2 separate regions of the Homo sapiens genome follow, and region 1 is linked to region 2. A link is a contact called in ENCODE Hi-C or POLR2A ChIA-PET data. All regions are on one chromosome and are shown on one strand. The core of a region is the stretch at or near the end of the contact, and the rest is flanking DNA. Distances in the headings are between cores, read along the strand shown.

The links. A loop is a pair of places that touch in the nucleus more often than their neighbours do. ChIA-PET counts read pairs that join two places held with the same protein, here RNA polymerase II (POLR2A). Pooled maps may share reads with other maps.
Region 1: a loop to region 2 is called in a pooled map, with 2.0 times the contacts of the local background. The contact joins the promoter of LINC02980 here to the promoter of SLC17A3 in region 2. A Hi-C loop is called at or near these places in 4 of 168 maps with a recorded cell type or tissue (CD4-positive, alpha-beta T cell, CD4-positive, alpha-beta memory T cell, CD8-positive, alpha-beta T cell and 1 more), 3 of 37 single-sample maps with no recorded cell type and 10 of 50 pooled maps. POLR2A ChIA-PET finds 5 or more read pairs at or near these places in 3 of 52 experiments (CD4-positive, alpha-beta T cell, OCI-LY7 and naive thymus-derived CD4-positive, alpha-beta T cell).

Annotation. Positions count from the first base shown.
Region 1 is chr6:25,990,994-25,994,096 of GRCh38, reverse strand. It overlaps LINC02980 (long intergenic non-protein coding RNA 2980), which reads right to left and starts at 1,430. Exons shown (of 3, transcript NR_186645.1): 1 at 1,179-1,430. It overlaps TRIM38 (tripartite motif containing 38), which reads right to left. Exons shown (of 8, transcript NM_006355.5): 8 at 2,866-3,103. RefSeq lists an enhancer at 1,112-1,321 and a silencer at 1,312-1,621.
Region 2 is chr6:25,872,961-25,875,899 of GRCh38, reverse strand. SLC17A3 (solute carrier family 17 member 3) reads left to right here and starts at 1,657. Exons shown (of 13, transcript NM_001098486.2): 1 at 1,657-1,733.

The sequences.
Region 1 (3,103 bases), core at 181-2,680, 120 kb before region 2:
CTCTCGCTATGCCATAGCGGCCTTCCATGCTGATGGCGTGTTTGAGGATCCAGAGGGGTCTTTGGTTGGCAGGATTGTTTTATTTCCCCAAGAGGAGAGCCTTGATGCAAAAATAGGTGAAGAAATCAGTACAACAAAACAGAAAGCCTAGAAACTACTATGAACACAATAGAGCAGAAGTAGCCTTAAGAGTTGGTGGAGAAAGGATGGTCTATTCAATTACCTGGGCTGAGAAACTGGCTTTCATATGGAATAAAAATAAAATTATAGCTATACCCCATATCATACACAAAAGTTTCTACATCTAACAAAGACACAGATAGAAAATGTTTTAAAATTTTAGAAGAAAATAGTGCAGAATTTTAGTGCAGAATTTCTTAGACTAGATGCAAAAACAAAAATGATTAAAGTGGCCAGGCACGGTGGCTTATGCCTGTAATCTCAGCACTCTGGGAGGCCGAGGTAGGTGGATTAGTGGAGGTCATGATTTCGAGACCAGCCTGGACAACATAGTGAAACCCCATCTCTACTAAAATACAAAAATTGGTAGGGTGTGGTGGCTCACGCTTTTAATCCCAGCTACTTGGGAGTCTGAGGCAGGAGAATCACTTGAACCTGGGAGGCAGAGGTTGCAGTGAGGGGAGATGGCGCCACTGCACTCCAGCCTGAGCAACACAGCGAGACTCTGTCTCAAAAAAATCTAAAAATAAAAAGATTATTTTTAAAAGACTATTTTAAACAAAAAAAATCGTTTAAATGATATGACACACTACATCTAATATTTGGAAAAGTACTTCTTAATACTTTTAATAAAAAGAGGCGCTGAGAGCATACAACCTATCCTCAGAAGAGTGTTTGACCTCTAGGAGGGACGCAAGCGCGTTCTTCCTTCATTTTAACTGGTCATTTTCATTTATTTCAGGAACATCTGAAGTAAACACAGTCACACGTTAACCTTTAAAAATCTAGGAGGTGCGTACGCATAGTTCCATTACTTCAATTTTTGTACTTTTGCATTTTAAAATATCACAGGGAAGCTCGGTACAGCTTCAAGGCTAGGAGGGGTGGCTCTCTCTTAAGCCCTGTCCCCGCCAGCCCCAGACCTCTCGTCCCGCCCCCATTGCCCAGTCCCCACCCTCACTTCCCCATTTCCCCACTCCCGCGGTCTCTTAACGCACCTCGTTTTTCGTCCAGTGGACTCAGACCTGTAGTCTTCCACCAGGATCGGCTCCTTTCCCGGAGCTCTCGCTCTTAGAGGAAATTGAGAGAAGCATCAGCGGAGACCCATCTGTGGCTCTCCAGAGGGCGCGGCATTCAGACCCCAGATCCAGCTGTGAGAACGGACCCCAGGCTCACACCAGGCCTGCGGGAGGCGGCCCACCAGAGGCGCTAGAAAACAAGCCTCGCGGGGAGGCGCGCAGGGCGACTGCAAGCTGTAGGGGGCGCTGGCGCCCTCACAGGCCAGGGGCAGGGCCGGCGCTGCGGGCGGGGCTCCTGCGGCGTGAGGGGCGGCCCCAGGCCAGCAGCTGCGCCCTGGCTGGGAGCCGGGGAGCATTTGCTGCTCTGCTGGACCCTGAGTCTGGCGGCGGGCGGCCTCCTCTCCGCTCCCCGCCCGCCATCCCCCAACTCCCGATCTCTCTGCTGCGTCTGGCCTCAGGCTGAGACCCCAACGAATCATTCCCCGCATGGGAACATTTTATGATATAACTGAATTCAGTTTTATGTATAACTGAATTACGGATATGAGAATCTCAAATGAGGACGAATGGTTTTTACGCACAAAACATGAGACACAAATCTGTAAGAAATATAAAGTCGTGACCACGTCCTTTCAGAACTTTAACCTGTTTGCTGAAGTACGTCAGTAACAATGGCAGGGAAAGGGTATCTTAAATTTCACCACAGCCTCAAAGAGGCCATTTCGTGGATCCGCTGAGGCTTGGAGTCGGCCTTCTGACCACGAGTCCTGCGGCTATGAAAGAGGAAGCCGCGGTTCAGGGCGTCCTCGCGAGTCGTGCAGCCCGCCCTGCTCCAGCTGGGGACACCGGTGGTCACGGCGCTTTCCAGCTGCAGATCCAGGCGGCAGCCCAAGATTTGGTCCAGCCGCCAAGGGGTGGCTCGAGTGACTGACGGGCCTTGAACGCTCCCAGGACCCACATCTGGAGAGGGAGGTGGGGGTGGGGTGCTGAAGTCATTCTTGGGGCCCCTGGGGGCGGGCATGGACCTGGGTAAGGCCAGAGAAATTGACACCTCGTGACATCCCTGGAAGAGAAGTACGTTCAGTGTCACTCCAGAGCTGAAACCGCCTTCTGGCTGGTCCCTCCTCACCTACATACTTTTCTAATTTGTCTGGAGCAGGCCGGGCATCTGTATTATCTGGTTATTTAAATATCTGGTTATTTAAAAGCTCTCCATTAAATTCACATACACGAAAATAAAAATTAAAAAAAATTTTAAAAAAAAGAAACAAAAGCTCTCTAATGACCAAGTCCTACACGATAGTGAATAAATTTTTTTGTGTGGTCCCTAAAATTGAGTTCATGCCTTTTCTGAAGTAATAGACGCCCAGAGAAGGGATCGACTTACCCATCATGCCACAGAGATTAATTGGCCCCAGAATTCTTTAGCAGACCGTGTATATGAACGTCCTTTGCAATCATATAAATTAACTGGGAAAACCTCATTTAGTATGTTACATGCCTAGCGTTTTGTGCCTGAACACCTTACAAGAACCAGGGACTATTGCCCCAATATTATATTTCAGGAAAGGAAGGCCCAGACAAATGGTGTCACTGGTCCACTTTCACCCAGTTGGTAAATGAAACCAGAAATTATAGCTGTACCACAGAAAGGTGAAAACGTTTCTTTTATAATTTCACATACAATCTTTAATGGACCCAGTGTCCAACACATTAAAGCAAGTGCTCAGGAGTGACATCAAGATGTAAAAAATAGTCCTGTCCTCAGGGAGTTTAGGTCTTGGAGAAAAGAGACCCAAGGAGACACAAGACAAAGGGGAAAGAGAAGGAGCGCTGAAGACTGAGGACCCTGCCTGTGGACTGAAGTGAGGATGGGGACACCCGATGCCCGGAATATGACAGTT
Region 2 (2,939 bases), core at 408-2,907:
AGAAAAGCTGAATTGTTATTCTTTCTACACAGAGACAATTTGGGTCTATTTCTACCAAGTCAAACCAAGTAGCATGTAAAGAACTCAGGAGCACTTTAAATAAAGTTAAACATTAAATTGCAAAACCAAGTAACGTTTTCTGACTTGGATAATTCAGGGTCAGAAACATTTCCTGTGATATGTGAATCCCAAAGTTGATCATTATTTATCCCAGGGTCCAGAGTCCTTCAGAAATGACTCAGGGAAAAATCTTTTACCTAGAAAGGTGAAATTGACACTACCCCCACACGATAACGGGCTTAAATTTTCCATACTTAAATTCTTAAAGTGCAGATGGAAGAAATCTGTTTTTTTTCTTTTATGTTATAAAGAATATAATAAAACTTACCTGAAAGCATTGTGAGGATGACATGTAATAAATGCGCAGTAAATGGTAGCTCTGACTCCCCAGGACCCGGGTTCCTCCTTCTGAATTCTTGATCTGTGATATATACTGCCAGGCTCCCACTTCTCAGCCAGGGTGTTGAGAGGTAGTTTACTCACTCTCCTCTCACAATACAGTTCAAATAGGTATAAAGAGTCAAACTTAGAATCTAAAGGAGATCTCCTCAGGGCCATAAAGTAAGAAGGGATTTAAAGTCAAAGTGATGAGTATGAGCTAAGGCCAGGAAAGCCATTAAAGCACAGAACAAGGTGTAAATTTCCATGGCTGACTCTAATGCTCATATAAAGAAAGGAGTCTGGATTATGAACCCAAGGCATTCAGAGAGCTGGAAATAAACTACAGAAAGCTAGGAGTCTGAAGGCTTTGCCTCATCTATGAGACAAGGACAAGCAGAACTATACACATTCTTGGAAAGCAGTGACAGTGCTTTTGACTTCCTGGGTGTTAGCGCAAGAGTTAACCACAAGAAACTGAAAGAGTTTGGCCTTCACTGTGCACATGTAGGTATGCCAAATTTATGCCACTTATTTTCCAAAGTGGTTACAGAATGGCCCATAAATGCTACATGATAGCATGTGTGCAAATTTAGAAATAATACAAAGCATTATTACATATAGTTTGTGAATACTCATATAAATAGTAAGAATAGAAAAAAATGGAGAAATCATATTATATTTATGCCAGGCTTGTTTGGTTTGGTTTGGTTTGGTTTGCTGAGAAAAGGACAAGGACCCAGGGAAAGAGAAAGCAACAGAGTGAATGAAGTTCAAGTTTACCCATAATATTACAATTCACATATTTCAAAGAAGAAAAAAATTAACAAAATTTCAATTAAGGGGGAAAATCAAAAATAGCAAAGTAAAAAACACAAAAATACTGAACTCTTTAATTATAATTTATCTCTTTTTAACCTTTTCAAAAAAGACTAAAGACATTGAAGACACCACAAAGCAAAGCAAAATAGCTATATGCAAGTGTCTGAACCAGAGGACACCTATGAGGTCCTGAGGAGACACTCACAAGGGGAAGGTGGAGAAGCTTACATCAGCCAAAAAGCAGAAAGAACTGCAGAGGGGATTGGGCTGGATTTCCGAATGCTTCTTCAAAGCCTATTTGGCAAGAAGCCCTTCTGAGTCAACTTTGTAGTTTGATGACTTTTATTAATGATTAGCAACTTAAGCCCTAGGGTGGCAAAGAATCCTCATCTCTCTGCTCCAAAAAGTCCAAGGGAGTAAGCTTGGAGGAAACGCTGGGTTCAACTTGAAGCCCTTCCACAGACATTAAGTCGGTAAGTCACTTCTCTTGGTATTGAGATGAAGACCTCCAAAACTCTTTTCTGTATAGCAATGGACAATTTTTATATACTCCCCAACCCCAAGTTTCCTCATATGATAAAAATAAAAATGAAAAATGTAAAAATCCATATTAACAAGACTGACAAAAGTGAGGGAGAAGTGGCAGGAAGCTGAAGCTTTGTATCTGATCATCCATATGCTTTGAAACTAGCTAGTGGAGACAGTAGCAGCTATGGAAGATAATTCCAAGAAATAGGCACTCTTGCGAGGTGTTTAAAAGCAAAATTTTGCAGGTCAAACTGGCTTCTGAACAAATATCATCTCTTTCATTTACCAACTGGGTGACCTGGAGGAAGAGGGTCAGTAATATCTCCATCTGGGATTGATGTAGACTGGCTGGTGCAGTAATTTATAAGAGTGGCAATAATAATTATTTCTATTATACCAATGGCTAGGGTGGCTCTGGTCCAAGAAAGCATCTGGAGAAATGCTGCATCAAGATCCAGTGAGTTGGTGTGAAATTTAACCAAACTAAAATGGCTAGGGATAGAAGAGGAAATGGAGAGATGAGGCAATGGGACAGTCACCAGAGTCAGCAGAAGATGGTAGGTGGGCTGAGGGCAGTGGGAAGGAGGGAATCAGGGAGTCCTCAAGGCCAGAATGGAGAAGGTACAACTTTTTGTGGCAGCTGCAACTTCACAGATGTGTGGGAAGATGCTGTTAGAACACTCCCTGCCTTTAAACTAACCATCTCTACTGAAAGCTGATCCTCAATGTGGTTCTCTATGAACACTGCTTTGGACCAGAAACTTCTCAGAGTGCAATATATAGTTTCTGACCCAGATAACCAGCATAGCTTTTTAGTGGAAAATAAAGAGAGCTGTTAAAACAAAAGGGATTTACTTGAGTAAAGCCAAGGTGTAGACAGGCTATAAGACTGATTGGAAGGGCACATTTAAGAGAAGATAATGAGAGTGCATTTTCTATGTTGTGCTACTTGAGCCTGTTCTTGGCTCACCTGTGGGTGCCTTGGGATTTCCCTCTAGATTACTTCTCTTTCCTCTAGTTATAGCCCCAGGGTGTGGGAAGGGTCAGCAGAGCTTGAATCCAGCTTTTTAAGTCAGTGAAATGTTTTGAGGTTACCATGGCAGTAGGTGTCTGTCATGGTGAGGTGGGTAGACCACACCTGCTGGCAGGAG